2 separate regions of the Mus musculus genome follow, and region 2 is linked to region 1. A link is a loop called in an ENCODE intact Hi-C map of the cell type or tissue named here. Cell type or tissue: gastrocnemius. All regions are shown on one strand. Links, peaks and the distances in the headings refer to the core of each region. The heading gives the core; the rest is flanking DNA.

The links. Peaks named below come from ENCODE experiments on the same cell type or tissue, not always from the same donor. Only the 100,000 strongest peaks of a DNase experiment are listed, where the experiment ranks them.
Region 2: it touches region 1 in a loop (2.6-fold over the local background); 2 of 42 quality-filtered maps call a loop at or near these places.

The regions. Positions count from the first base shown.
Region 1 is chr2:174,067,771-174,083,440 of GRCm38, reverse strand. It overlaps Stx16 (syntaxin 16), which reads right to left and starts at 6,390. Exons shown (of 9, transcript NM_172675.4): 1 at 6,252-6,390. The coding sequence starts at 6,383. In gastrocnemius, for the core only: CTCF peaks have their summits at 7,282 and 7,491; DNase peaks (open chromatin) are centred at 7,445, 8,033, 8,432, 8,669 and 4 more places; H3K4me3 peaks cover 4,125 bases; H3K27ac peaks cover 6,276 bases.
Region 2 is chr2:173,798,970-173,814,639 of GRCm38, reverse strand. It overlaps the pseudogene Gm14371. Among named protein-coding and RNA genes, the nearest start is that of Gm30017, 67 kb to the left of the region's middle. In gastrocnemius, for the core only: no CTCF peak of the experiment used is centred there; no DNase peak of the experiment used is centred there; H3K27ac peaks cover 1,734 bases.

The DNA of each region.
Region 1 (15,670 bases), core at 4,474-12,473:
TATGTCATGGAAATAGCTCATCTTATCTCACCTCATTTTGCTATAAAAGAAAACAAAGTATGTATTTTTTAAAGCTTAGCAGATCCAGAAAGAGAACACGGACATCTTTTTTATTAATAAACTAGATGCAAGATGAAGGCCACAGTGGAGCTTGAACCTGGGTCCCTTTGAAGGTCCTCCCAGGGCTTCATCTTGGGAAGCGGCACAGCAAGCCGCTGTCTGAGCAGCCTTGCACCTGAGCCCCTGCAGTGCCGTGGGTTATTAGCTGGCCACACACATTCTCTTCTTCTCATCCCTACAATTACTAGGCACTAAGAGGTGAAATTACAATCACGAGACTAGGAATAAAAGCAACACTTACAAATGCTCAAAGCTACACTTCAAAATGTCACAGTCACAGTATCTGCTGCCGGGGAGGATGGGGGCAGCCCAGGTGCACCAAGCCTTTCTGCATCCCACCCTCCAGCCTCTATTTTTATTAATAATTCCTGGAATTACTTGCATATCAGGAATAAATTCAGCACACCACCTTTTCAAAGACCACCTTCATTTTATTTCTTAAAACACAGGAGGTTTTCAAAACCCCCACCACAAAATTACCAGGAAATGTAGTCAAGACCGGAGTTAAAAACCTAAGAATTACCATCAGGAAAGAGCATAGTCTAGTCCAATGAAAACAGCTTACTACCCATCACCACCTTCTAAACCTTTACATTGTCTAAACCAAGGCTTGGGACCTGCCCATGGCATGCAATCAAGCTAACACTGAAACATTCCAAATAGCATTTGGAATTTATAGTCTAAAGGACTTTCTACATAAAACTGAGAAGTGGAAACCCATCTGTGTTTGCTCAGGGGTCTGGAGGAGTTGAGCAAAGCGAGCTGGAAGCACAGGTCTGTGCTATACTGGTGTTTATTTTATTCCCATTGCTGCCAAAATAAAAGTTTGCTTCACTCTCATCCAGCAAAGCACGCTCATTTACAAGTCAGTCTCCTGCTCACACAGAATCTTTACACACAGAAAAGCAAACATATCTAAAGAGAAATATACAGTGATTTCATACTTGGAGCCTACAGACAGAAACATGATTTTCCAGCAGACTGAGACCCTTCAATGAGCAAGTTAAATTGACTGTGGATGGCTGTAAAAAGGAGAGAGAAACAAAAAACAAAAAAACAAAAACAAAAACAAAACAAAACAAAACAAAAAACCAACCCAGGCTAGCCGACTGCAAGAGGAAAAAAAATGTCATTAATCAACTACGTCCTTCCATACCCATTGGGCATCAGCCAGGGCCAGTGTGGCCAGGGCTTTACCCACATTGCCAAATTCATGAGGTGGGTGACTTGGGTCATATCCTAACTCCACTACCCCATCATTCTGCTCAGGTGAACCACCTAAGCACCAACTTCACCCAGTATGACACAAGGTTACTCATGGAACAGGCTGCGCCTTGCCAGGCACACAGTAAGCACTCAATAAATCTTCACTAATATCACAGTCAAGACTAAGGACCTCGGGTTCCCTATAACCGTAGTCAATCCTTAGGTTTTCCCTACCACCAAACACAGATTTTATTAAAAATAATGTGCTAGTTTCAAACTAATCTAGGAGCAATTAACTCTAGCTTCCATTTATAGATTGTGCATGCTTTTACAGCAGAGTATAGATCAGCAGTCAACACTAACCAAGAACTCCCACTCCTGGCTCAGACTCCCAAGAACCAAGAAAACAAGAGCAACACGGCATCTCAACCAGCTGGCACAGCCTTGCCCTTTCAGGCATCCCAAGATTTAAAAAAAAATTAATAAAAATATATATACACACATGCACACGTATATTAATTTAACTTCATAAATACATTCAGGTTCCTGAAGCTAACTGCTTGCAACCGCCTGCATGAGGCACTACCTGTTCTTGGCAGACATGATATCAGAAAGTTACTTCTGCAATGTGCTGGAGCTACTTCTAGGTATTTTTCATTAGTAACCTTGAGCTGACAGCCACACACTGTTGTTGACTATGGATTTCTCCTTTTCAATTTAAAGGTAAGGTTGTGTGCTTTGGTCAGGAGAAACAAGTATTAAAACAGAACTGCAGAAAACACTGCTGAATTGATGGGGCCACCAGAGATCACCTCACTCAAAATCCTCAATTTAGCAACGAGACAAAAGATGTCCAAAAAGATTACATCCACAGCAGAGCAGGGCTTAGACTAAATTCCCAGACTCACATCCATCACTCTCCCTTTATCATATGCTGCCCGAGGGATAACGTGATGGATGCCCCAAACCCAAGACAGAACACAGCTCCTGAAAATTACCAACAAGTGCCTGTGGCTTGGACACAAAAACCAACCCCCAGTCTGTTTCTAATGTTAACTTTATTAATATGAACACAAAACATAAATGAGTAGAAACCTGGACAGATGTTGTGCTGAATTTTAAAAAGAATAGAGAAAAATCAGCCCTCATTCCCAGAGAAGAAACAAACTATGCGTCTGACCCGGGATGGCTGAACCTAGAAAAACCCTCCAGGGAACAAGGCAGCTGTGGGGTCCACAAGCAGGAAGAATTAGTGTCCTCTCCCGCAGACATCAGGGACAGACTACCGAGTGAGTGGGAGACAGGATAACTGCTGGCATTGATAAAGAAAAACACATTTCAGAAGTAAAAAGTGACAGCTGCCGACTGTCTTGCCCATCACAGAAGTGTCCAGCAGAGAAACATGAAGGCTCCAGAAAAAGGGACATTGGGCCAAGGCCTTTAGGTCCAGTCTGGCCCTTGGGACTTTCTGTTGCTTGTTTTGCTGCTGCAAATCCTCCTGAAATCCATTCTTGTTTGCAGCACGTCTACCTGCACCTAGCTGTAAGTCTACATTGCATGCACGGTCTCCTACAGCAACCATCACCAACAAACTTACAGCTTTTTCTTCAAACTACTATTTAAAAAATATGGGCTTAATGCTTTTACAAGTTCAGGCTTCCACTGTGGTTTGTTTTGAGTTGTGTGAGACAGGCACATACACAAACCTCCCAGCAAGCCATTTCTGTAGTACTGTTTTCATATAAGGACATAAAAGCTTGATATTAAAATTTAAATAATCTATTATTTTAGATACTTACATTTGGTTACACATGAGACAGCACACACACCAAAATCAATGTCTACAGTTTGGTCTTCTAATTAGAAATTTAAATTTCCAGGTAATGTATTTTAAAAATCAAATTCTCTGGCTTGGTTACTTCCTTTTTAATTATCTAAGTTTAAATATGCATCTACAAATTGTCTCTTTTGTCTTAGGTGACTAAGACAAGTTTATACTTTTAAGTTTTTATTTGCAATTTTTCCAAGCTGAAAAATCTGCTGGAAAAAAGAAAATAGGAAAGTAATGTGGCTAAAGTCCCTGGGGTAAGCTGCACCTCTGGAGCTCAGTCAGGAGCTCAGCTTTCCCGCTCCCTTTACCTTTGAAAGCAGAATATATAAAGTGAGCGCTCCTTTAGTATTAAGCATTTCAAGATATCTAGTACAATTAACAAATCTAATTACAATTTCTAATATCTTGTCCATATTCAAAGCTGATCAATAAACTTTTGATTTACTACATGATTTTGAAATCTGCAAGACAAAAATGTGGTTCTCAAATTTGTTCTGAGCTAGAAGCACTGTATGCATGATGTTGTAGTTTTCAAAAATTGTCTTAAGCATATCTTTTCTTTTTACAAAATATTTATAATGCTTTTTTGACTTCCAAAAGAATTATTAAAAACTGTAATCTCTATCCTGTTAATATCTTGATATTCTTGATTATTTTGTGTGCAGAAATAGTTTGTGGAAAAACCTTATGAAGAAATTGAAAATTAACAGTCGGAAACACAGAGAAAAATGCAGAAATATGAAAATGCACTTTTGTTTTTTAAATTGTAATTTAGGTAGACTATTTTTGTTGGACTGAAAAAAAGCTGGGGTTTTTTTGTTTTGTTTTTTGTTTTTTTGTTTTTTTTTTTTGGTGGGGGGAGGCAATCTAAACTGAACACACAGGTATTTCCACGGACTTGAGTCCTTTTTAGTTATCTAAGAAAAATTCCAGAAGCACCGGCTAATAAAAGCATCCAGTATTTTCAGTAGTGTGACATATGAAAATATTTTTAATGTTCTTGACTTCAACATGAATTTTAGCTGTACTTATAAATCACTTTCAAAAAAACTGTCTGAATTTGTTAAATATAGCTGTATATTTCTTAACATTGCCTGCTTTTCCAAACCACATATTATTTTAAACATTTTAAATTATTTTATTCCATATATAGATAGATAGATACACAAACAGATATGTTCAAATTGTCTAATTTAGAAAAATATTTAAAAAGTAATTGGACACAGCAACGTGTTTTTGAAAAGGTGCCGGTCCAAGATACTGTGTTTTAAACTCTCTGAATTAAGGGTCAAATTTTTTCTCTCAGGTAATCTAAAGATTAAAGCTACTTAGAACTTTACAGAATTAAAATTTAAAAACCAAACAGTATCTTTTTCATCAATTTAAACAGAGACCCTGGAAGCTTTAGCGTGGGTTTGGCTCTGTTTTGTTTTGTTTGTTTTCCCCCATGAGGTAGCATAAAATTAAGTCATAAAGAACAGGAGACCTTTATTTAACATAACTGAAGGCCCACAGATTATATTCATTCACTATTTCTCCGGTTTATTTCTGGAGACTCTTTTCAAAAACCACATTAGAATGAACACATTTCCATGCTAAGATTTGTTTCCTACTTATTTCTATGTAATATTATTTCTTTCAGTCTAAAAATGTAAAACATCCTTCAAATGTAAATGTAAACAAAAGCCCCAACACACTCCGAGCTAGTTTTCTATGCCTTGGGACCGAAGTTAACATCCTGCATCCTTTTATCCTTAAAACTGCTTGCACAGAATAAAAAATCCCTTTTCTGTGAATAATATGGTCAAACATATTTTCCACCGTGACCTAAACAGGGACAACTGTCCTGGCAAGACAGTGACAATCACGATACACAGCTTAGTTTTTCATTAGCACTTCCATAAATGATAAAAGGAAAAAATTAAAAGGCAACTGTTTAAAAGGCGGGAAAGCTGCAGCGTTTCACGAACTATGTTTCAAATGCAGCCCCTAAGGTCGTGGGGTGACCGTGCATTCCCCCATGTTTCAAGGCTGCTTCCATTCAAACCTTCCCTTTTCAATTAAAGGTATTATTACAAAGCTAACAATATTCATCTGGCTGCACCATTCAGACCCGCCCCCTATCTGAGAGAGCAGGAAACTGAGGCTCTGGAAGCCAAAGCCTCCATCAAAAACAAACCAAATACAGCAATCATACTGGAACATTGCTTTGAAAAAGAACAACAACAATAACAAAACCCTACACTGCTAGGCGAAGTGAAGTTCTGGTCAATAAAATCAAAAGCCATGTGCTATTTTGGGGGATTAATTTTCACATCCGCATCATGTTGGTTCCTTTTTTTGTTTTGTTTTGTTTTTTTAAAAAAAAGTTCGAATGGAGAAGCTTAATTTCCTGTGTGGGAAATGGAAAATGAAGCGCCTAGCACCTTGCAATCTCACCAACATGAGTCCTCGGAGGGGGGAGGGCGGGGGGGGGGGGCAGCAAAGCAATTACTCCTAGTGTACATGGCCACACCGAGAACTAGGGCCATTGGAAGAAAAATAGTGGGAAAGAAAATGAGCTGAGCTGAGCAGACCACACACACACACACACACACACACACACACACACACACTCCTTCCTGGGGGGGGGGGGTCTGCAAGGATTTGAGTCAGCTAACCACCCACCTGGCCCACAGAACCAAAGTGAGGCCATTGCAGGGGGGGGGGGGGGGAGTGCCAAACAGAACAGAACAAAACAAAAAGAAGGTTGGAGAAAGGCCTAGGTTCCAAGTCCTCGTGTTAAAACATATGTAAATCGAGGCTGCCCGACGGATGGTGGGGGAGGAGGACCAGGAGGCCCAGGAAGTGAGAAGGCAGGGCAGGGGTTGATACTGTGGTCCCCATTGGGGGTTGCAAGTGCCCCATAAGCCATGGCCGTGCTCCACTTCCTTCTGTATCACACTCCTAGTCGTCGTCGCCTTGTTATTGTTGTTGTTCTTTTTTTCTTTTTTTTTTTTCTTTTTAGACAGAGAGACAGACAAGAGACAGACAGACAGGCAGAGCCGCAGTGCACACGGTGTGTGTGTCTGGAGAGGCCGCCAGGAAGACTCACCGCAGCAATGCTACGTGAATGCAGAGGGCTGGAGGTGGTGTGACTACTCACTTGCTCGGCTAACAGCTGCCGGGTTTGGATGGAATTATTCCGCAACAACAAGAAAGCGTCGGTTAAACGCCTGGTGGCCATTGTCTCCCCCTTTGTGACCCCCCCTCTCAGGGTCTCCCACCCCCCCTTGTAGTCCTGATTTGTTCACTTTCTCTCTTGGTCTGGCCTAGCTGATTCCACTCTTGCACAGAAATCTCTCTTGACAAAGCCTTAGGCTTTTCACGGCGCGATTTTGCAATCCGCCTAAGCGCGGAGACCCCTCCCCAAATAACCACCTCGCCTTTTCCAACTGCCTGACTCCCCCTACCCCAAGGCTGGCTCGGATCTCAAAGCACTCGAATCCCCCCAATCCTAGCGTCGAAATCAAACGTCCTGGAGACCCCTCCCCAATCCCAGCTCGGATCCACAAGCGCCTGACGCGCCAATCCGGCTCGGGGATGGGAGAGACCCCTACCCACTCACTTCCTAAGACCTCCCCAAAGGTGCTGGCGCCCTAACCCTAACTCAGAGCGCCTGCGTGCCCGGCATGTGGCTCTAACTCCGAGTTTGGGTTAACTCTCCTCACAAAAGGCCTGCTCCAAACAGGCCGAGCCCACAACGACAAAGGAGCGTCTACAGCTCCCATATAGTCGCCTGAGCCTACTGAGGCTCAGCCCGACCTGACCCCTCTCTTTCCTGTGCGGCCTGCTTCTCCACTGCCAGGAGGCTGCGGGCCTCCACGAGGACCTCACGGCCTGCCTCCCCCAGCCTCCTCACTCCTCTTCACCGGCACCCTCCATCCCGGGATCAGGCTGCAACCCTGCCCAAGGCCGCTTCCGTGCAGTGGTCCCGGGCTCTAGCATTCCCCCGGCCCTCTTCCTGTCCGTTCCTCGCGGGTGCCCCCCTGCGACATTCATGAGATTGCTTGCAACGTTCCGGGAGCGGGAGCTCCCTTATTGCCCTGCCCCGGGATGGGAGTGCTCCGCCCTCTCTGGGACAGTTCCCGGGGCGCCTTCTTCCCCTTTTCCTAAGAGTGTACAGACTCTGGGGCAGGCGTCCTGGCCCCAAAAAACGGCTTCAAAACCTTGGCCCTGGAGCCGAAGACCACCACTGGGGTCCAGGCAATTGTAAACTTCTAGTAGGATTGTCAGGCAGGCAGAAATGTGGAAACGTGGCTCTTGCAGAGCCTAGTCCTGCGCGGGGGCGGAGGAAAAGTGGAAGAAGTCTGCCTCTGCAGGCCAGGCACGCTCCACTGCAGGCGCCTGGCGCTGCTGAGATGGCCTTACCTTTTTATTTTTTTATTTTTTTTCTTTAAACTGTGAGAAAAAAAAAAGTATCCGAAAAACAACCAGGCCAGGGAAAAAAGAAAAAAATAATAATAAAAAAAGCTTGGGCGCTAGGCCTTGCTGGCCTTACTGTGGGCAATAAAGAGTGGTCAGGCATCTACACTTGGGCACTACAATGTTGTGCCCAAGTGGGAAAGGTTCCTAAACTTAGAGACAACCCCTCAGCCCCACTCCCCCAAAAAGTACTTTGTGTTGAGGTTATGCCCACGTTTCCTCGAGCTGGGGTTTCTGGTCGCCTCCCAGTCTCTGGAACCATGCATCCCACTCGTTGCTACCCTGGCTTGGGGGGTGGGGGCGTCTCCCAGGGCCCCCCAGGGCTGCAGCTGCCGCACTCAGTGAACAGCAGCTCCGGAGGCTGGGGTCACCGGCAAGCCTGGATGACAGACCAATATCTGCAGAGCGACTTTATGGGGTGTCTTGCCCTCAATCTTGCTCTCAGCTTTGGGATCAGATTGGGAACAGTTTGGCCTGACTTGAGGGTCCCCTGCCTCTCCCGGGTGCCAGGAGGCAGGCGTGGGAGCCGCGCGTAGGGTCAGGCTCTTGAGCCCCGGGTGCTTTTGCTTTTAAGAGCGGGTGCTCCTGTGCTTGTGTGCAACAGTATCCGTATGAAAAGTATCTTTGAGACACATAACACAATGAATGCATGGAGGAATCGAGGCCCGGAGAGCAGCGGTGCGAGCTGATAGAGAAGAGATGATTCCGATGCCGAGCTCCTTAAAGACAGGGGCGCCCACTCCCCCCGCAGCGGTTGACGATCAGCGGGGGCTGCTCGGAAGGTGACAAACAGCCCAGACCCCGCTGGGGCCATAGAACCAAGCACTCTGCTGCTCCAAAACCACAGGCCCCGGGTTAATTTCGTGGAGGGAAATAAGAGGAACCCTGTGTGCAGACCCCAGGGGATATTTGTGCAGTGAGGGAAGAGTTCCGGCAGCCCACCCTGCTGGTGAGAGCTGACCCCAGTCACGTGGCAAAGCCCACTCCTCCTCCTCCTCCTCCTCCTCCTCCTCCTCCTCCTCCTCCTTCTCCTTTTTGTGCTTACGGCGTTAGTAAACAACCGCCGAGCCGGTCTCCCGCAGGAACATTGGATTAGAGCTGTGGGCCTGTTCTCCTCCATTCTCGAGAGCACACATCGGCCTCCCCCCAACCCCCCTGCAAAGCAGGGGCTTGTTTACTTCTGGCTAGAACCTGATCTCCCTCCTACGCTGGACTGGACGGCTGTGTTTTAGTCATCTTTGTACCCACTGCCATCTCATCTGGCTTGTAACAAGCTCCGAATAAATGGTTTATAAATATATGCACGAATATTGGAGAGCTGAGATTTACGTTCCCAAATGTCTGTCCTCCATCCAGTGTCTCTAAAGCCTTTAGAGCCTTCTAACGTATATATTTTAAACACATCTATATGTCCAGTTTACATAGTCTTTGCAGTCAGTTGGCCTGTCCACCTCTCTAAGGTTATTGTGCAGATCAAATACAAACACTTTGTATTTGATGTCAGATTCTGGACAAATATTATATAGAATGGTAATTTATTCATTTTCTGCATTCAGCAAGCTTAGCAGAGTTATTCCTGGTGGTGTGTTCCAGTCCATGATGACGACCCTTCCTGGTGAATCTTAAATAAATAATCTTAAATCTTGTTGGACATTTAAGAAACCAACCAAGCTTGCATCTCTTTGAGAGAAATGAACAGCTTTCGCACATATGAAGAATAGAACAAGAATCCTCTTATTCTCAAAACAGGCACCTCAAGCAACTCCAGAGCTCAGCAACAGGGAGATGAAGAAACCAGGAGCTGAGCACAGGAGCCAGCCGGAAGGAAGGCAGCCGGGAGCAGCTGAGCCCTAGCCCCGTGGAAGCACAGGGTTCTGGGCATGAACTAGTGTTAAGAGCTGGGGAGAAGGCATGTCTGTCTGTTCATTTGTGGTCATGCCCATGTAGACTCTGACCCACATTACAGGAGAATGGGAGAGAGGGTAAATCATTATATTCCAATGTTCTTAGCTGTTTTATTTTTCTGTCAAGTAGCTTCAGATTTTTTTTTAAGCATAGCCGTGTATGTGTTACCCTGAAACTGAAATCTAGGTTGATGGTTTTATATTTTAAAAGCTTTCACTGTGACTCACTCTTGGCCCGGGGTAGGATTCTGCAATACTCCCTAAGCTTACAGAGCCTTGGTATCTTGTTTCTTGGGCTTCAGACCCACTCTCTAATGTTTTGCCAGTGGGTCCAAGAAGTCCCTTTTGAGAACAAGTGTTCCAGTGTCTACTTATCCTTCTAATCAGTGCCCGAAGGGGGCCATAAACATAGACTGTGAAGCCAGGCTGCCAGCAGGAGCAGGCTCTTAAGAACAGGTTAGTGGCTTGACAAGATGGGTTCCTAGCACTGTGAGATTCACACAGTTTTTTTGGAAAGAAATGTAAAGGAGATGCTGTGGCTGGGAAAGCCCTTAATCCCAGCTCAACCCAGCGAGCATGATGGGAATCTGTTCCTGCAGCAGTCCAGCCATCTGAAAGCACTGGTTTGGTTCCACACTCCCAAAAAGGAAGGCATAGTTATGGGAACTGAACGCTATCCAAGCACATGTTGGGGATTCTTGTTTAATGGTTTGGGAATCCAGATGTGTCTGTAATGCTCCTTCATAAGAAGGGAGTTTAGCTAGTCCCAATGGACACCACTGACTTTTGACCTTTTAAAAAGGCAGGTGGCCATTCTCTCACCCAGATGAGCAGCAAACATTCCTAAGCTCCCTATGCCTATGAAATGGCTTCCTTGCACAGATCTGACAGGCAGGCCAGGCAGACTCAGGAAACAGTAGCTTTGTATTCTGTCCACCTAAATTGTTGCTTACAACCTCAAGGGTTTCTGACCCCCAGAAAGCACCGCAGCTCTGCCTTCAGCTCTGATGCTCATCCCACTGCGGAGAATGGTAAGAGGCATAGGTTTGGTTTCATGCAGACTCCATTAGCCTTCTGTCCTAGACAATTCAATTCTATAAGCGTTTCTCAAATCCTGCTGGTGGCAGGGGCTAGCTGTTGGTCAAAGGGGACAAACTGACCCAAACTCTTGCCCTCAAGGGATTTTTTGCCTTTCCACTTCAAGTGCCCAAATTCTAACTTCCATCATGTGGACATTTCCAGCAGCCCCATGACAACCACACGTCTCTTCTTCCCCTTCATCCATCCTCCACAGTGCAGCCACTGTGACCTTTCCCTTCCAGAGCACAAATCTGATCATGTCACTGCCTGATCGAGGCCCTGAGACAGCTCCCTCTGGCCACAGCAGCCTCTTCAAACAGACTGCACAAAGCAGGTGCTTTCTCAGCTGAGCTATTGCTAATATTAAGTACAGACAGTCTCGGCTGGCAGAAAAATTAAGCTAATGGATGGACTAGTCTCCTTCTTGAGTATTTTCTCTCCTCATTTTCTCTTCAAAGTGTCGGTCCCTGCTATCACACGGCTGTATTAGAATATAGTGTGGGAGCTGATCTGATTTATTCCAGGAGCATTCATTTAATCACCAGCCCATCCCCCACCTGCCACGGCCCCATCGTTCCTGATATTGGGCTTGCAGAGTCTCCCTCAGCAGAGAGCCCCTGGGATGGAGGGCCAGCATCCAAAGCCCTTTCTAACCTGCCCCAGAGTGGAAGTCTACCCCACAGCTTCATTTAAGAGTCTTTCTTGGCAAGAGTGGCCTCTTCCTAGTCGGCTTGGAAAACATGTCCTTCCAGATTGAGCACCCCCTACAGTCTGGTGCAGAAAAGGTCTGGGGGAATGGATGGAAGGTAGGTAGATAGGAAGATGGATGGATTCTTACATGGAAAGATGAGACTGAATGCATTAAGTAACAGAAATCTCCATAAAGACAAGATACCAAGTGGGTGATGTGAACAGAGAGAATGGAAGTTGAGTCTACATCCAGTGAGGTTCTTCAGCCTCGCCAGCATCTTCCTTGCCCAGGCTGGGCCTTTCTAGAAATGGCTTCTTTACACAACCTGGATCCACTCGATCTAAAGCCACCTTTTTATTGTATCCTCATGGGGGAGTGGACTTGCCTTTTTCAGAACCCACATTTGGTCAACCTCAGGACTCACATAATATCTAACATCCTGGCTTTTGGTCTCCGTGGCCAACCAAGCCAGGGGCCTCTTTGGAACAGCACGTAGCAGCAAAGCATATCCGCATTTCTTTGGCTGGGATGATGTTAACACATGTGGCCTCAAATAAATCAGTTTCCATCATAACCATCGCCCTTGGCAGGAGCATGAAGCTGCCGTGCCTCATATGTGTGACTCACTCCTTGTGATAGAGAGGAAACTGCTGTCCTTTTGTACTGATGAGTACTGAGAGGCAGACAGCTTGTCAAGTTCTAGTGTTTGGGTTTGTTTTGTTGTTTGTTTGTTTGTTTGTTATAACCACGGACCTGCTCTGGCAATTTGTTTAATGTGCAAGTGCAGAGCTGGATGTTGGCCTTCTCCGTGATGCCACTTCGTTACCAGGAGCTTCTCATTAGCTATGGGGTCAGCACTCTTTAAATCAGACTGGCTTAAGTTTAAAAGCACATCCTGTTGGTTCAAGTAAACAGAAACCCTAGGTGTGGCAGGATCTAGAGGGCGAACAGCGTGTCCATTCTCCCCCTCAGTCCTGGTTTTCATTCTCAGGCCAGGCCTCCCGAGAGGTGACAAATTGGTATCTTGAAAGCTCTGTACTGGTGGCCTATAATATCACAACCCCAGCAGGAAGCAGAACACTTGTCTTCTCAATGGTTTTAACAAAAGTCTTATAGTTGATTCTCATTGACAAGTCTTAGGTCACATCCTTAGCCCTACACCCTTAACTGGTAAGAAATAGTGATCACCCACTGTTTCAGCCTTACGACCTCTTAAAATAACTTAGGAAGGTAAAGGGTCCGGAGTTAGACCCCATCAACTAGCGTGTTAGAACCAAGAGTATGGGTGTCCGGTGTTTAAGTGCAACAGACTTGTAGCTCTAGCCAGTTTTCTATCCACTGTGTGGTCTACACATTGCCATCTGTCTTTCCCTAGAACTCATTGCTGATTCTCCTTCCTTGTTGGGATCTTTCTCTGGTCCAGCCCTATGTTTTAACCCATTACTTTCATTTCTGGGGTCACCTGCCCATAGGCTGTCTCCATAAACTCTAGAAACAGCCTTCACTTTCCCTCCGTGGCCAGCTGCCAGAGTTCCTGGAACATCCTGCAGGCACCTCATGAGCTACTGGGTTTCTCTCTGGAATGCATCCTGCCTCCTGAATTCCTGATATGAAGTGGTGGCACCATAATGCTCTTACTAGCCTCATTCTCTGGTTCTGACAACAGCTGGCATACCATCCGTGACCAGAGTTCAAAGATACTACATCTAAATGGCCAATCACCTTCTGCCTTCTAGTCCTTCTCCACAACCCCCAGACTGATGCTGTCCTCTTTAGTCTGGAAAATCACATCAATAACGAATCTAGCAGACTCCATGACCCCTATTGTGGGGCATTTCCTAAACCATCTCCTTTCTAGAAAGATCAGTCTGTCCACATGTCACTACTGATGATGTTTTTGTTTTGTCTTCCTCCTGCCTGTAGAAGACATGGATTTAGACTGCCTTAATGAGCCGGAAGTGTCTCTGTCCTCCCTACCACACCCACTTCTAATCTCGCCCCACTGCTGTTTCTGTCCATTTTATCTTTGATATCCTCTCCCATGAATGCCTGTCTCCACACCATCCCCTTCTACAAATTTTCTGTTTATTTTCAAGGTAGAACTCTGGTGTCACCAAGAACCCCCAGCCCCCAGCCCTACCCCAGCTACGACTTCAGCCTCTTTTCTGAGGGCAAATACAGCTGTCATTCATGGCTTGCAAAACACACTGCCCCTCTTGTATTGGTGTGCTTTTGTGTTGTCTACTCCACCGGATGTGAAAGGGGTAGAGCTCTGTCTGGCTTGCCCCCAAGCTCTACTTCCTCTGGGGATTGAGCAGTGAATGTGCTAAGAGCCTCCTACTTGTCAGCAAGCAACATCTCTAAGCCACAAGGGAACTGTGTGTTAATGAGAAGGTTGTATGAACCTGAGTAGTGATTTTGTGTCTTCAACCAGAACATCTCCTCCTTCTGAATGGCTGACTCATCCTTAGCTCGCAGTCTAAATCAATGTTCACCTCTAGGTTGGACTGTCTGAAATAAACACATACCACTGTCTCCATCTTTTTCTTTTCCCTTCTCAAGTTCAGTTCTAAAACAAGTTTAGTGTTTCCTTTGGCCATATCAGCTGTGGCATCACTGCCATATCAGGACGGGATGGCAAATTCATGTCAAGACTTCTGATTGAAATAAAGGTCAGTGGAGAAGTACTCTTACCAAATTATGTCTGAAAACACATCTAGACTCCAGACAGGTTCTGAGCAAATTCACTCTGGGTTCTCTGTTTCTCTTCCTCCTCCTCCTCCCTCCTCTTCATCCTCCTCCTCCTCCCCCCTCTTCCTTCTCCTCCATCTCCTTCTCATTCTCTATCTCCTTCTCCTTCTCCTTCTCCTTCACTTCTCTTCCTCCTGAGGTGTGGGTGATTATGGGAGCTGGAGTGGAAGGTGCAGACTGTGCTGTCTTCTGAAGGATGGAGGAACTTCAGCCAGGACCTTGGTGAATCCCAAGCTCACACTTTGAAGTGTTTTGAAAGAGCTAGCGTAGGTAGTGGTAGTTGGCTACACCACTTTGGCTCCCAGCAGGTCACATGCATACACCCACCCAGAAGCTGTCTGTATTCGAGAATGAAACACACACACACACACACACACACACGCACACACACGCACACACACGCACACACGTCAGTTAATTTTAATATGCCTTGACTTGCTCAAAGGCTGGGCAGTTCTAATCCTCTGCTCAGCTAGCACACATTTCTCTCTAGTACTCCTGCCTCAACACCTCCTAAATCTGTTTTATCTTTGGTGCCCTAATTCCTTCCGGGAAGCCCCCTAGTCTTGGCTGCCTAAGATGCTTCTAGGCAGCTTTTTGGGGGCCACATTCCTTTTCACCTACATTTCAGATGATTTTCCTTCTGCAGCTCTAAATCCAATATGTCTCCCTTCGAATCACGGTGATCCTCTGTCTTCTTTTATCCCAGTTTGTAGCCCATGCAAATCCAAAGGTCCTATCTCAGTTTGCCTGTCCAGCCATTGACCGTTGGCTCTTTATTGATTGATCAAAAAACAACTGGAGACAAGGATCTTCAGCATTTGGACCCACAGGTTCCCAATATTGGGGGCCAGATTAATTCAAATCATTGGAACCAATCCCCAACAGGATAACATGGGAGTTCTCTATGTGACTTGTATTTGCACTGTCCCTTTCTCCACTTCCCTGATTCTCCAGGGAGAACATCCAGCAATCAGTATTGGAATCTGACCCAATCAATGGAGGAACCAATTGCTCTATTGAACCACTGAACAGCTTCTGTAAGTCCTGCATCGTGGGAAATGCTCTAGTATCACAGAGTCAGTTACACTCTCAAAGAACACACAGTCTAGCCCGGGGACACAAAACCAACAGACGGGAAACAATTAGCAGGCAATGGAGCTTGGAAAACTATGCTGAAGTGACTGCTCAGGCAGCAGCAGGGTGGAAAAGATGAGATGCAATTCAGCGAAAGCTTTCTTGACAGAGCAGGTGAGGGAAGACCCAAGTGTGAATGATGGGAAAGGGCTTCCAGAGCAAAGAACGCTACCAGCAGGGATACTGGTGAAGCTAACAGAACTAACAATAGTGTTCTAGTATGACTGGGACTGAGAGTGGGTGTGTGATGTGACTCAGCCACTCTGTCAAGTCTGCTGTCTACTGAACTCACAAAGCCCTTGAGTTCCTACTCTATGTTGACTAATGTAAACATTGCTAAGACTCAGGAAGAACAGACACGCCAATCTTTTGAGGTGGTAACTCTTTAATGTTCAAGATGTTTGGAGGAAAGGAGAATCATTCCAATCTGTAGGGAAGTTCTTTAGGACACAGGAAATAAACAACTGAATCATTTCAGGAAGTTCC
Region 2 (15,670 bases), core at 5,002-13,001, 270 kb after region 1:
AACTCTTTCCAAGAGTATTACTGCAGAAACACGACTCCAAGATGGCCCCACCAGAGGCTCTAGGGGAGCAAGCCCCACTGCTATTTTTTTTCTATATTTTCAGAGTGCCCTTGGAGGTAAAATAGCTTCAATGAAAATAACAAGCCACAGGACACAATGTGTCTGTCATGTATCTCTGCTCTGGCCTGGCTTCTCTGTCTCCCAGGATACTGCAGCCATCACCTAGGTAGCACTTGGGGCAAAGAAGACTTCCCAATTAGGCTTAAGTAGTCACCCTGTGTGCCATCTGCAGTCCTACCTACCGAAGCCTCTCAGGCCCCACTCCACCCCCCTTCTTGATCATCTCACCTCTCTTCAGAGGTTTTGGCCTAGGGCAGTCTTCAGCTACCTCCCCACATTTCAGTCTCAACCGTGTGTGCCTTGGGATAAAGTCTGGTTTCAGCCTGTGACTTCTTAAATACCATACCCCAAAACAGGACTTATACCCAGTTCATCTCAGGAGCCCCATGTTCCCTGCCTAAGGACCCATGTGCACCCATACCATTCCTCAGGTTGTTTTCTTATCTGTAGCCTCTGCCTCTCCATCCTGTGACAGCCTGGACCCCGACAGGTAACCACATCATCATTAACAAAAGCAACGAGAGGGGGGGGAGGGCTCAGAGCCTTGGCCTCCAGACACTTGTGACTGTAGACCATCAAGCCAATTTGATCCTTTCTGATGATCACTGCTGTCCTAAAATTGAATCAACATTTCTCTTCCAATCAAAGAACTCATTTTCACTTAACTTATTTTTAAAAATAATCTATCAGTCTCTGCCTTCACTTCGTCTTAACACCACCCCAGGCTGGGTATGGCAGTTATTGAATTGAGTCAAAATAGACATGAAAGTAATCAAATGTACAATGTCCATCCTGGCCCCCTGGAGTCACAGGTGTGTGCGCGTGCATGCTTGTGTATGCTTGCGCGCACGTGTGTGTTTGTGTGTGTGTGTGTGCACGAGCGTGCGCGCACGCACACACCGCATGCACGCACACCATAGGCACCATGTCTTTCAAAGCACACTGATCCCTCTGTACCATAGATCCTCTGCTCAGTAACTCCAGAGCCTGGGCCTCTGCATCTCTTCATCTCTGCACCCTCCCCATGACAACGTCCAGAGCTGTGCCAAGCTCAGAACTAATTACATTGCCCTCCATTCCTGTGTGCTTCACACCTTTCTGCCACCTTCACAGCTCTGCCCAAAGAGCCCATTACCTGATCTTCTATCTGTCAAGCTGTTTCTGTTTATGTAAGACCCTGAAGGAACATGCAGTCACTGAATCCAGACCCACAGAACACTCCCCCCGCCCCTTCTCTGCCTCCCTGTGGTGAACTGGACCTGTACTGGACAGAATGTGCCAAGCAACAGTCCACCAACGGACCAGGAACTCCAAACCCTGGCAGAAATATGTCCACGACGTCATAAACACACACATAATAGGAACTAAATAAATGCCAAGAGAAGTCAGGGGCAGCCGGCCCAAGTAGGAGGTTGTGGTTCCCAGGCACCTGGATTTGAGTTAGGATCTTTCTGTTGACATTTACATAAGAAAAGTCAGACCTCTTCAGGCTCTATATCCCCGATCTGTAAAACAGTAGCAGGCAGAGTGGACAAGGCAACCGGAACCATGAAGAACAGAGCTTTCTAGAAACATACACCATTTTCCTAGGATGGCAGCCATTCTATCCCTGATGACTAATCGGCCAGGGTCAACTAATCATTGCATGATGTCCCCTGAGCAACCGTGAGTTCTATTCTCCGGGATGACAAACATCGGGAGGTCACAAGGGAAGGCAGAGTGAAAGGCCACTTATTGATTAGGAAACCAACATATTTCCCAGTTCCTTGTCTGCAACACTTAAACCAATATTTGTGTCTCTAGGATTCTATTTGTATGGTAATTTCAAAAACAAGATTCAGACACTCTCCTGAAATTGAAAACTATATTAATTTTCTAGATGGTAAAATAATACCATAATTAAATATTACTATTTCTCTTAAATATCTGGTGGCTCCTAGCAAAATGGGGTTTTGAGCATGACGTAGGCTTTCCTACAAGTTCAGACTCTGGGGATATTCTTTATTTTGAATACATGAAAGAGACCATGAACTTAATCTCAACACAATGCAAGAAAAATTGATTTGTTAGAATCACCATAATTTTCTTGCATTTAAAATCTCTGTGCTTTCTCACCCAAAGCTCTCCCTCGCTACACGTCTTTGGGGAGAGACCCAGGGAAGAGGCGGTTTGTTTCTCTGTCCTACACCTTTCTTGTTCCTTTTGTGGCTCTTGTTCTAAGTTGCCCATGTGTCTAAAAAGAGACAAGGACGATACTCTCATTACCCTTCCACGTCAATCTCAAACTATGTCCTCGGTATGACCCAACATGATGACCCTTAGCATGGGAAAAAGCATAGACCCCCAAAGTTGGCCTTCGGTGGACTTTGCTTGCCCAAAGACCTGGAAGGAGGAAGAAAGGGAGTCCTTTGGCCCTCGGCTGGCGGCCAACTCTGGAAGAGGCCTGTGCAGGGTTTCCACCCGGACTCCCAACCACCCCAACTGAAGCTCAAGAGGTCCCCCTTGTGGGGACTCCCAAGAACAGCCCAGCCTACCCCAATGCTGGGGTGGTTTCCAGTCGCCCCCTAGATCTTTGAGAAGTCTAGGGACACAAGACACCTCATGAAGATCTCCAGTCCCCATGTTCTCATGAAGACCGTCAACCTTCTAACTATTTCTGATAGATGAGAAGGTTGTTGGTCCTTTAGGAGAAGACCTGATGGCCACCAAGTTCTCAAGTCTCAATGGATTCCAGTTCTTAGAGGTGCTTGCTCTAGGTTTCTTCTCAAGCACCCATTTCATGGTTCATCGGGAGGCCTTCACTACCATTTACTCAGATCGATGTCCTGTTGCCTACAGAACACACCACAACCTTGGGACACTCATGCCAAATTCCTTTTCTACCGAACAACGCAACTTGGCTCTTCTGCCAAGAAATCCACAAGGATTTGTTGGTGTGATGGGGACTTCCAGACATAGATCTGTTCAGCATGCAGTGTTTCAGAGCTACACCCCTTAGGACAGACACAGTGTCCACCAATACGGCCATCCAGAACCAGCAAGCATTCAACCGTCTCCGCCCAACCACTCTATGTCCACGATGGAGGATGGATTGGAGCAGCACAGACTGTGGATAGCTAAAGAGAGACAGAGCTGGGAACGTGGTGCTGTCAAAGCAGAGGAAACCTTGTCTGTTAGACTCCACATCTGGGTAAAGAGGGAAGAGCTCCTATTAATCACCAAGATGCCTGAGCTATTTTGAAACAGCTGGGCTCTGGCTAGAAGTTTCCAGTTTTCGTCTGGGGCGGGCAGGGGTGTTGGGGGAGCCCCAGCTCAGTGCAGAGTAATTAACATTACCATGAGGCCCAGAGAGAATTTTGATGGGAATTTTTAATGCTGGAACATTCTTAAACAAACAAACAGAAAAACCTGGTGGATGGGCCAGCGGAGTGGGCCAAATCTTGTCTCCCCAAGCCCCCTCATTCCTTTCCCATCCCAGAAGTAGTGGGCTTCCTCTTCCCTTAGCAGGAAATGCTAAACTCCGACCTCGGGAAAGATGTCCCAGCGGCAAACCTCTCCCCTTGACAAAAGGCTTCCCACGCACAGGAGCTCATGACTGCAGAGCCACACCAATGGCAAAGCCAAACTACATCACTGATGCCTGGATTCTGGGGGTGTATGGAAAGCTGGGAGGACACTGGGGAGTCCTGCTGTTCCTTGCTAGCCTTCTCATGTGGGCCTTCAAGACCCCTATGCATCTTCCATCTGGGAATCGACTGTTGCAGGTGTCCCATGCTTCCCGGGGTCCTCGGGGCAGTCATACACTGAGGTCACCCAGCAGAGAACACATTCCAAAAGGCCTGAGAAACTGCCAGGAGTGGAAACTGGGACGTGCTCATTCTAGAACTTGCTATTTCTGAGTTTCCCAGGGTTGAAATGTACACACACACACTCCCTAAGCACAGAGGCCTTGAATTCAATGGATTACAAGGCTTTAAGATTATGGCCAAATGCAAGACACGTGAAGGGGGCTGAAGCTGAGCCAAACACCGCAGAGGGGCCCACAGGCTCTGGGGCGTCCAATTTTGTCTTCATTCTTCTGTGATTTGTTGGTGTTTTCATGACGTGCCAATCTGAGCACTTCTCTGGGGAGATCAACTGGATGACCTCATGCCTTGTGGATGGCGATCTCATCCCAAAGCACGTGTTCTTGGGCGAGGGCCGCTCCTCTGACAGCCAGTTTCTGGGGCTTTCTGAGCCTCATCAGCCAGCGAGTCCCAGTGTGCATAAGGAGGCCTCTGCTAATCAAGAGCTTATTGTTTGGGTGGGACCTGTTGTTGACACTTACTCCAAGCCCAAGCACTCCAGGTGAATCACTTCCGGCTGAGGGTTTGAAAGAAACCAGAGATGTTCTGACTTTTTTGTTTGTTTCCTTGTAAATCAAGTACTTTTTTTTTTTTTTTTTTTTTTAAAGCAAATCAGCACTCCGGAGGTGAAGGCAGGAGGATTAACAGAGCAAGGGCAAACTTGGCTACAAAGTGTGTTTAAGGTCCAAGACAACCTTGTCCTGAGTTTATAGCTGGCTTGTGCTGTAAGGAAGAGAGCTGCCCATCTCTTCCGAGGGTCAGTGCAGCTCTTATGTCCACTCATTACTGCTCCTGGGTGCAGATTTTAGTTTGCAAAGTGTAGACCATTATTACCAGTGCCTTGTTCCCCAAAGCCCCACTAACCTGGACACTGGGTGTGCCTGTAGTTCATCTCCAGTGTTTTCTCCAAATGACCTGGTCAGGTTTTGTTTGTTTGTTTAACCTTTCCCAGGTAGCAAAAGATCTTCTGGATTCGCTTTGCAGAACTAAAAGAAGGGAAGAAAAGAAGGGAGGGGAAATTTGATTTATACACAGAGCACAGAGTAGGGCTGCAGGACCAGAGTCTGAGTAGAAAACTAAACCTACTGGACCCCCAACCCCACCCTATTGTCTAAAGAAGACCCACACTCCATTCCTTAGCTGGGGTTCTGTTCCATACAGTGACCCACCCATTGCTAGGAGGTGACCGACCTAACCTAAATGGATCTGTGGTTGTAAACCACACAGCACCCAACTTTGATGCCATGCTGTGAAGTCTATGCAAGGTCTGAATATCCAATGTCTCCATCATCACTTGTAATGTAATGTCTCGGCTAGCTAAAAAGATGCTATGATTAATTTCACCTATTTCTTTTTTACCTTTTCGACCATGGATCTTTGAAGCCATGAGTAACCGGTGACGCTGTATCTGTGACTTTATATGGTGTACAGGCATAGAGCAGAGGGCTGGGAGTCTGGAACCAGCCCTTGACCGGATCCAGTGTTCACATGGCACCGCCCTCCACTTGCCTGGGCTGTGAATCCTGGGAATGCTGTTACTTAATGCCCTTTCTCAAAAGTCCCAACAGCTACAAATCTACCACTAGTCTGACCCTGACAGCCACTTCCTGAGAGAAGGAAGAGGTGTGTACAAGGCAACCGGGGATGCTGCTCACAGTGAGAGGAAGTGCTCCTGCGTTTAACTGAGGGAAGGAGAACTGGGGAGTGTTAGACTGAGAACTTTCCAGGACTATTTCTAGGGCATCAACCAGGCACTGTGCTGAGAGTGGCATTAAGAGAAAGAAAGGAGAACCTGGTCCTAATGAGACAGGTGGACTCACTTGGCAATACTGTAGAGGAAAGGAAGGGAGAGAGGGGAAAATACAGAAAGAAGAGAAGCAATGAGGAAAAAAAGAAAGGAAAGAGCAGGAATCAATAGAAGAAATGAGAGAAAGAAGAAAGGAAGGATGGAGAGGGGACAGGAGGAGGAACAGGGAGGAAAAGAGGAGGGAGGGAGAGAGGAGGGGAAGGAGGGAGAAGGGAAGAAAGGGAGGAGAGACAAGAAGAGAAGAGGGGAGGGAAGAGGGAAAAGGGAAAAGGGAAGGGAACGAAGAAGGAGCAGGGAGAGAAGAAGGAGGGAGAGAGAAAAGAAATAGAGAGGAAGGGGAAAGAATCAGGGAGGACAAGTGGGGAAGAAACACTGAGGCCCACCAACAGGGAAAGCCCAGCCCCTGATATCCGCACACCATTTTCTGTTAAAAGAACATTGGGAGTGAATCTAGCCTGAGTCTAAGTGAATTCAGAAGATCTTTTGCTATCTGGGAAAGGTTAAACAAACAAACAAACAAACAAACAAACAAAACCTGACCAGGTTATTTGGAGAAAACACTGGAGATGAACTACAGGCACACCCAGTGTCCAGATTAGTGGGGCTTTGGGGAACAAGGCACTGATAATAATGGTCTACACTTTGCAAACTAAAGACTGCACCCAGGAGCGGTTATGAGTGGACACAAGAGCTGCACTGACCCTCGGAAGAGATGGGCAGCTCTCTTCCTTACAGCACAAGCCAGCTATAAACTCAGGACAAGTGATGGCCTCCAGGTCAGGAAACACATAGGTCAGGGCTTACAATGGTAGGCAAGGATGTTACCAGGTCTCAAGGAGGCCTTGAGTCTATTAGTAACCACCAAGACACCCGTCCTCAACAGTGGGCATAGAAATGAAGTCCAAACTGTTGACTGGCCAACCCGGCGCCTTTTGACACAGTGAAGTGAAGTCACTCATTACTCTTGCCACAAGGAATGGGTCAATCTCAATCAAGAGAAAACACTAGTTCCAGACAAAGGGACTCTGTGAAGTGACTGTCCAGTGTTCTCCAAAAGTGTCAAGGTTGGGAAAGATAAAACCAAAGACATGTAGAAAAGACATGACAATTAAATGCCTGACCCTAAAACTGTCATAAACATGGCAGAGAATGAACCTGGAACAGGCTGTTGACTACACTCTACTTCCTGGTTTTGATCATCATTGGATGTCTGAGTAGATTAGATGAGAACCTTCAGAGTAGCTAGGCAGAGGGTATACCAGAACTCTACTGCTTCTGCAACATAGCCTAAAATTGTTCCCAAAAATGAAAAGTCAAAATACAAAAGCAAATAGGAAGGAGATACCTAATGGCTGGTGTGGAAGGGCGTGGGGAATGGGTCAGAGAGCAGAGGGGCTGTGCCAGGCATGGCTCTTCCAATAGATGTGGGGTGACAGTGCCAGCCTAAGAGTCAGCACAAGAACCAGTGAAAGACAAGGCCACATGGCAGAGTGGCCTTGTGGGATCTGCTGGGTAAGGGAAAAGAGAGAATCCGCAAATCTCTTGGACTAGGAGAAAGCTAGGCTGGACAGCTAAGGACACTGGGGAAGCCTGGGATGGTAGGGACTATCATGTACTCTTCCTTAAAGACACTCAGAGTCATGGTGGCTCTGTGTTATAGGTATCAGTCTCTTCAAGAAAGAATTCTAACCCTCATGGGCAATCCTGTAAATCTAGAACCCTCCAATAGGGGTGTGTGTGTGTGTGTGTGTGTGTGTGTGTGTGTGTGTGTGTATGTGTGTGTGTGTGTTTGTGTGTGCTGTGTGTATGTGTATATGTTTGTGAGTGTGCACACATGCGTGCATGCTCAGCATGCATGTTTGCAAACATCTGTGTACAGGTGTGTACATGAATACTCATGTAGAGACAACTCTCTTCCTCAGTGACTCTCAACCTTATTCTTTTGAAAAACTGTCTCTCACGGAATTCGTAGCTCACTAAATCTTTACTAGACTGGCTGGCCAGTGAACTCGAGCCAACTTCCTGTCTCCACCATTCTTCCCACCAGCTCTGGGTTTACAGAAACACCCGGTCACATCTCGTCTTCCACATAGGTGCTAGGGATCCAAACTCGGATTCTTAAGTGCTCTTAGCTCGCTCAGCCCTCTCTTCAGTCTTCTACTCTTGCTTTTCTGAGGATTAGGCAGCCAGAGCAGAGAAGGTCTCCACTGTCCTACACACAGACACACACAGACACACAGACACACACACACACACACACACACACACACACATCATCATCATCATCATCATCATCATCATCATCTCTCATCCTAGCCTTCTCAGGGCTGGGCATGCAGGCTTTCCCGGCCTCCACTGCTTATCTGAAGAATGTTAATACCCTCACGTCTTAGGGGTGACTTTGGTGAGAAGCAGGCAAGCATAGTGGATTCCATCCATGGGAAATATATAGATGATGTCCATTCATAGTAACAGTGAGGTTGCTAGTTGCAGGCTCCGAGGAGAGGGGAGTGGTGGATGTAGAGAGCAAGCTTCCTTACATGGTGCCTGGATAGCTGGAACTAGACAGAGATGATAGCTGCCTGGCATTGCGATCATTCTAAATGCCACCAGACTGAGTGCTTTAAAATGCCTAAAGGGTGCATTTGGAATGGGATGATCAGGTTTTGTTTGTTTGTTGAGGCAGAGTCTCTATACTCCAGGCTGACCTTGAACCCGTGATTAAACATATATATGCCACTGTATCCAGCCGTGATTATTGTATTAGATATGTTTTACTGCATTTTTAAAGTTGTCTAAATGGGTTTAATTCCTTAGCACCCATGTTGTTGTTTTTTTAAAAAACAAACAAAAAAAGAAAGGAAGGAAGGAAGGAAGGAAGAAAGAAAGGAAGAAAAGAAAAGAGTGCCTATCTACTTGGTGAATTCCAATCTACAAAGAGACCTGCCTCGAAAATTAAATTAAAACAGAAAAAGGTGAACAATGTCCAAAGAATTACAGCCAAGATGTCCTCTGTCCTGTACATGGATGTGCATACACACATCTAAGAGCTGGCTTGTTAATACTCATCTCTCTACCCAACACTTAGGAGGCTTAATAAGGAGGATCGTGAGTTCCACGTCAGTCTCGGCTCCTAGCAGGTGTGAGTTGGTACTACAAAAGAAGAAGGAGAGAGAGAGAGAGAGAGAGAGAGAGAGAGAGAGAGAGAGAGAGAGAGAGAGAAGAAGAAGAAGAAGAAGAAGAAGAAGAAGAAGAAGAAGAAGAAGAAGAAGAAGAAGAAGAAGAAGAAGAAGAAGAAGAAGAAGAAGAAGCAGGAGAAGAAGAAGAAGAAGAAGAAGAAGAAGAAGAAGAAGAAGAAGAAGAAGAAGAAGAAGAAGAAGAAGAAGAAGAAGAAGAAGAAGAAGAAGAAGAAGAAGAAAGAAGCAAGCATCTTTGAGAGACAACATCCTCATAGTGACAGCAGCTAAATCTCTCTACCACTCTGAGATTCTGCATCCTCAACTCTTGGATGTGGCTGTGAATGGTCCTGAACTCCAAATGGCCATGCAGATGGCATTCCCCGGCAATGGCCAGACAGAAGATGTTTCCCCCAAGGCTGTGGAGTGCCACAGCATGGCATAGATCTAGCCTCCAACCTAGGTGACTCCCTAGAAATGGGCTCTTTAGATGTGAGGACCTCAGGGCATCTCTAGAGCCCCACAATCAAGGACTCAGGCAGCATCCACACTCCCCACAGCCACAAACATACCCCATATGGTGTTTGTGCAAGTGGCCTGTCCCTAGTGTTCTAGCTCCCGCTAACACATCGGGCCATGGCAGATCATATTTTCAGCTCTGGGAGCCTGGTCCAAGCAGTTGGGTACTGTAAATTTAATTCTGCAGGTAATTTGAACGATGCTATCTAATTTCAAATGTCCCCGCTCTTATGAGTGCAAAAGCAACATAATTTTTAATTAGTGGGTAAACAGTAAATACTGAACGGCAGTAAAGTGGACACCACTGTTAATTAAAAATCCATGGTTGATAAAAATCAATTTGGCCCTTGCTTTCAGGTCCCTGCAAAGAGTTGTATGACCCAGCCATGGCCCCATCTGCCGGTAGTGGTTCAGCTAGTTAAGACTTTCCTGTGGGAAAAGAGGAGAAGAAGGGGGTGTGGGGGGAAGAAAGGAAAGAAAATCGAGGTCTGTCCCAAAGCTGTAAAGGGGCAACGTCGTGAGACTATTTCTAACTATTAGTTGGGTTGGTAGTTGATTTTTTTTTAACAACCTTTACATTGAGGTTATGGGAAGCCAGCATGGCTGGCCTCTGGGGCTTTCTTCACAAAAGTCCCCATTGTACGGAGCTTTGTGTGTGTATTCGTGTTCTGAAGACAAAAAGGTCTGACTATATATTATAGTCTCCCAACGTAATTAAATCCTAACTTCTCGCAGAAGAATAACATGCACGAAAGCCCACTTGGGGGAAATAGCATCTGAAGCTTTGTGACAGAGCGTGACATCTCTTCTCGGTGCCTTCGGGGAGGGTGTGACGGCTTCCTTCCCAACAGAGACAGCATCTCTTCGAGGACCAGAGATTCATGGAGACACGACTCTCTCATTTTCAGAACCTGTGTGCTATTTCACTGTGAAATGTAAGCTTCATTTCCCAACCAGGTAAATAAGTCTGACCCCTCCGGATTCTTCTCTGCTCCCATCTGTTCACCAAATCAACACTTTGCGACAGGTTTCATTGACACCGGTGATGTTCAAATTAACCTGCAGAATTGAATCCAGAGAATCCAGCAGCTTCCGACCATGACTGTGGCTCAGAAGCGCCACAATGTGCTCTGGCTGACAGCTTAGACAAGTCTGTCTCAGTCCGGGACTCATGGGCTCAGTGGGGATGCCCATGCACCGACCATAGTGATCTGGTTCAGGTCATATTGATACTGTGCCAAGTTAATGCTGAACACCCCATCTTCTATCATGCAAGACTTCGGTCAGCCTTGCTTCCCCAAGTGACGATGTGCGCACATTAAGAAGACACCTTGCCTCGGTTACTGTTTGGTTTTGTTTCTCCTACTTGTCTGACCATGATCAACAAATCCATTGATCTCTAGGGCCAAGGGCCACACTCAGATTTTTACTCTCCACACATGTGTCCCGCACTCTGGATCTCCAACTCAACTCCCGGTGTTCTCACCGGTGACCCAAATGAGGAGCAGTCACCCTGTCAGGTTTGAATCTGACAACCCGGGCTCCAGTTCTGGCTTTTCTTGGTGAGTGTCACAAACCCATGGAACTGAACCATCAAGCCACAGAAGATGGCTGCAAAGATCACAGGACACACCACAAAACCACGTGGATCCTTACTCGATCCGTGGCACCATTACCCTCATTACTAGCTACAGCACTCAGCTTTCTCAGCTAGTGACAGGGTCCCCAGAGATTCTGCACGTGACCCCAGATCCCAGGAACATAAACTTCCCTGAGAGATTGCTGGGCACAGAGACTTTGGGGTCCAAGTGTAGAGCAGATAGAGGGGTAAAATGGGGTTCCCCTGGCCTCCCCTCAAACACAGCTGGAAACCTGCAGTGGGAAAGGGATGGGAATACACTGTGAGAGAGTTCTCTACCCCATCTGCAGCCTTCCCTGGAGGCCCTGGCTGGCCAAGGTTCTCTGAGCCCCTCCCAATCCACTTGGGCCCCAGGCTCAGTGGGAAGGGCTGGGTTGGCAAGCCTGATCCAGTAGCTAGCGTCTGGGGTCAGAGGCCACCATGAGAACCGTCACTACTGTAAGATTTGGACACTGCTCACACTAGCATCCTGCCATCCAGGCTGTATCAGTTGTCCTTCTGAGTTGGAGTTGACAACTCTGAAGGGATTACAGCTCCTTAGCTGAAGTCTTGAGTTCAATTCTGAGCAGCCGCTAGGAGCTGTGGGGAGCTGACCCCATGCCCTTGCCAGCCCATCCTGGGGTCACCAGAAGGACCCCTGCTGCTTTGTTCATCCTCAGACAGCTCCCTCGAGGTGGTGCTGGCTCCTGGCCAGGCTTAGGTAAGAGGGCCTGGTGGGATACGGTCTATGTGGCTGCTCTCCGGCTCAGGTTCTCATCTCCCGCCACACACTCAGTGAGCACTGAATAGACCCTGGTCTGTGGCCCACTACAGAGAAAGGGACAATGACAAGCCTGCTGCATGCAGTCAGCAAGCATCTGGGTTTCTGGAACCTGAGGCGGGCAGTGCAGCCTGCTTGGCCCCTGACACAGGGCGAGCAGACAGGCCAGGCAGCACACATGGTGCCTGTGGATCAGGTCTCTGACCAGGTTCTTTCTCCTTCACAGCTAGCGCCAAAGAAACAGCCGGGACTTCAGGGGATGGCCATCTACACTGGGAGACCCAGTGTTAGCAGCCAGTGCCTAATGGTATGCCCATCACTGTGGTCCTGCTCCCACACCCACTGGGCCCTGGATCTCAACTGGGTAAGACTCCCTTAAGCTGCCAACCATGTGCTGCTGGGCTGAGTGGGAGATGTCTCCCTCTGAGCCTTGGCACTGACTTCTGTGAAGTTGAGTCGATTCTCCTGGGTCCCCAGAGGCTGCCTTCCAACCTGAGTGCTTGCTTTCTCTCCTCTGGACCTGGCATCTGGAGGAGGAAACTGTCAGGCATCACGTCCAGCCAACAAGGGTAAAACTGAATGATACATGCAGCCTGTTACACACACACACACACACACACACACACACATACACACACAGGCTTGCCTCTGTTGAGCTGGTGCACTGGGCACACAGTAGGACGTGTGCTAAAGAGGCAAACGGGGATGTGTATAATGTACATTTAGCATGACACTAACTGTGCTGCAAAGCAGAAACGCAGGGTATGGTAACAAATGTCCTAGAGGGTCCCTGGAGATGGTGACATCTGGTTGAGAGAAGTCCCCATTCTGAGATCCACAGGAAGATGGGTCAGGCAGAAAGCACGACCGGTTCAAAGAACTGAGGCAGGAAATAACTGGGCAGAGAGAACCCAGGGTTTCCACCCAGTTCTCCTAGCCCTGCAGCCGTCCACCCTCATCTGTCATAAGCATCAGGTCACTCTTCACCCCCCCCCCGCCCCCAGACTGGGAGCTGAGGGGGAGGGAGTGTGGCTTCCTCGCTTATTCCCGCTCCCCCTCCCCACACCCCTGGGTCTCCTCAGCCCATTCCATTCTGAGGTCAAGGACTGAACTTGCCCTGTCCTCCACATGCCTCCTGAGCTCATGAGGAAATCTGCCTGCCAAACATCTGCTAGCGCTTTGGGTGCCGGGAGGAGGTAGGGCGCCGGCTCTCCAAATTGCTCCTAGCACTTTTCCCAGGCTCTGGGCTGCAGCCCTACCTTATTCAGCCCAACTGGGACCTAGGCAGCTCCTAGCAGAGTCACTGAGTGCACAGAGAGGGAACGTTATGTTGTCCGTTCTGGCCTGCAGCAACACTCCGGAGCAGTTCTAAGAAACTTCTAGAACTTTCTTCCTAGAAAGCCCCACTGTACTCTCCAAGTAGGCCTTGTTGCTTTCTGAGAGGCATGTAGAAAGGGGTCAGTAGGGCTCAGACTTCGAGATGATAGTCTGGATGTCCGAGGAAGGTCATTCCATATTCCAGGCCCCATCTGAGGTTCTCAAATGTACAGGGTGACTTCCCTCACTGTAGCAACCGCCTGGTCTATTAGCCACTGACTATTTTTCTTCAGACCAACTTACTTTTATTTACTTAAACATATTCATGCATCTTTACAACCTTATTGGGGTATAATTGGCATACAGTAAACAGTACACATTTATAGTGTGATATAATTATTTTTAAAGGATGCCTAACATCGCTGTGGATGCAGAGAACAGCCACTCGCCATAAATAAGAAATAACTGTGAAGAGACTCGGTGAAACAAAACCACATAATTGGGTTCTCTCTAGATTCACGGCCAATCTCGGCCTCAGCGTCTGCTCTCGCTGCGAGAAAGGGAGCTGGGGCTTAAGACTCATTGGGCCTCGGCGGAGGCTTTCTCCGTCATGTTAGCAGAGGGCCTGAAGGAAAACTGGGAGCCATTTTCTGCTTGGATGATAACAACTTAAGTATGAAATCCATATTAAGATGGCAACCCAGGTGGGCACCAGGGAATGAGGGGCGTCCCCTGCTACCCACAGCAATGAGGCCTTGGGAAGGTTTTTCTATCCTTGGCTATGACTATGGGGCTGGGAGTCAGTTTGTTCCTTTCCACTTCTGCACACCCCAGGGCCTAGTAACTCTGCTAGCAGACAAGAGCCTGAAGTCCAGGTCAGCTGACCACCTCTCTCTCTCTCTCTCTCTCTCTCTGTCTCTCTGTCTCTCTGTCTCTCTCTCTCTCTCTATCTGTCTTATCTCTCTGTCTCTATCTTTCTCTCTCTCTCTGTGTGTGTGTGTGTGTGTGTGTGTGAGTGTGTGTGTGTGTGTGTGTGTGTGTGTGCATGCAGAGGTAGGTTGTCAGCCATTCTCCACCTTAGTTTTTTGATACACTCTCTCACTGGGATCTGGGACTCTCCATCCATCCTTAGCGAGATCCTCCTGTCTCTACCTTAGAGCTAGGATTATAGGCACACACCACAACTGCTTTTCACTGTGTGGACAATGAAAATGAAACTCGGGGGACATTATGCTCCTGTGGCATACTTTACCCACTGAGCTATCTTTCTGGTCTTGTTTCGGTATAGTCATTTTCACCAACAGCAATGCAGAGTGGCTGGCCCAGATCCTCCAGCAGCCTGCGACCCCTAGAGTATGTGTTGTCGGGCCCTGGAAACAGCTTGCTACTGGAGGATGAACCAGGGAAAGGGGGCACTGGTCAGAGAGAGACACTTGAGAGATGTCCCTCTGCTCAGCGTCTCTGTCCTTCCCTCGGGAGGTAATCCAAGACAGCACTGGGAGCCTGGCACTAAGACTAAGAGACTAAGTACATTGAGTGGTAGACAGCGACCAAAGCCCCAGTTAGGACCATGAGGTTTGACCAGAAGGAGAACTGGAGACCTTTTATGAAGATGACAAGATGGAGAAGTCCTCCCACCCCACCCCCATTGGGGAAACTGAGGCTATGGGGCCCAGGCTTGAGTGAAAGAGGCTGGGGATGCCAAAGCTTAGCTCAGAAAGAGGGGAACACCCAGATAGGTTTTCATTTCTCTGTTCAATACACATCTCCACCCCAGCAGTGTTTCCAATGCATGTGCCAACACTATGCTGCCTCTATCCAGATGCCAGACCCCATTGTTGTGGGTGGCAGGAGATGCCCCTCATGTACAGGATGGCTGCCCCTAGGTCAGGCCTGGATGCCAGGGATGCTGTGTAAGCTGCTGAGCTCCCAGGTCCCAGGTGACTGCATGGTGGCCCTGGGCTTCAGCATGCATGAACTTAGTCTGCTGCACCTGCAATCTCACATGCAACAGCAACCTGGCGTGGCACCCCATCTAGTCGAGGAGTTGTTCCTTGGGGATGTCCCCACAGAATGGGCAGAGAGACAGCACTGCCATCCCACTGGCTACCAGTGTCCCCTGCAAAGTGCTCTGGTGAGTATGGAGCCCTGTGGGGATGCTCTGGCGCCAGCCCAGCAGGTCCTATAGTCTGGTCCTGATAAGGGTCTGCCCCACTCTTCACACTGCCCTCTGGTCAGCTAACCTCAGGACATTAGTACATCCCGTTACCTCTGTGTGAGCCTTCTGGTCTCCACTTCTGCAGGGCTAGATGAATTTTGTAGAGAATAACACAGTTCACCCTCCTTACCCTAGCCATTCTTGGCATGCATCTCCTGGGTTTGGTCTTCGTGATTCTTGCAAGACCCCATAGCTGTCCCTGCAGGGCACAGTGGCTCAGGCAGGTTTCTTCCTGTTTGGTCCTGGTCCCTCTATTACCCACTCTGCAC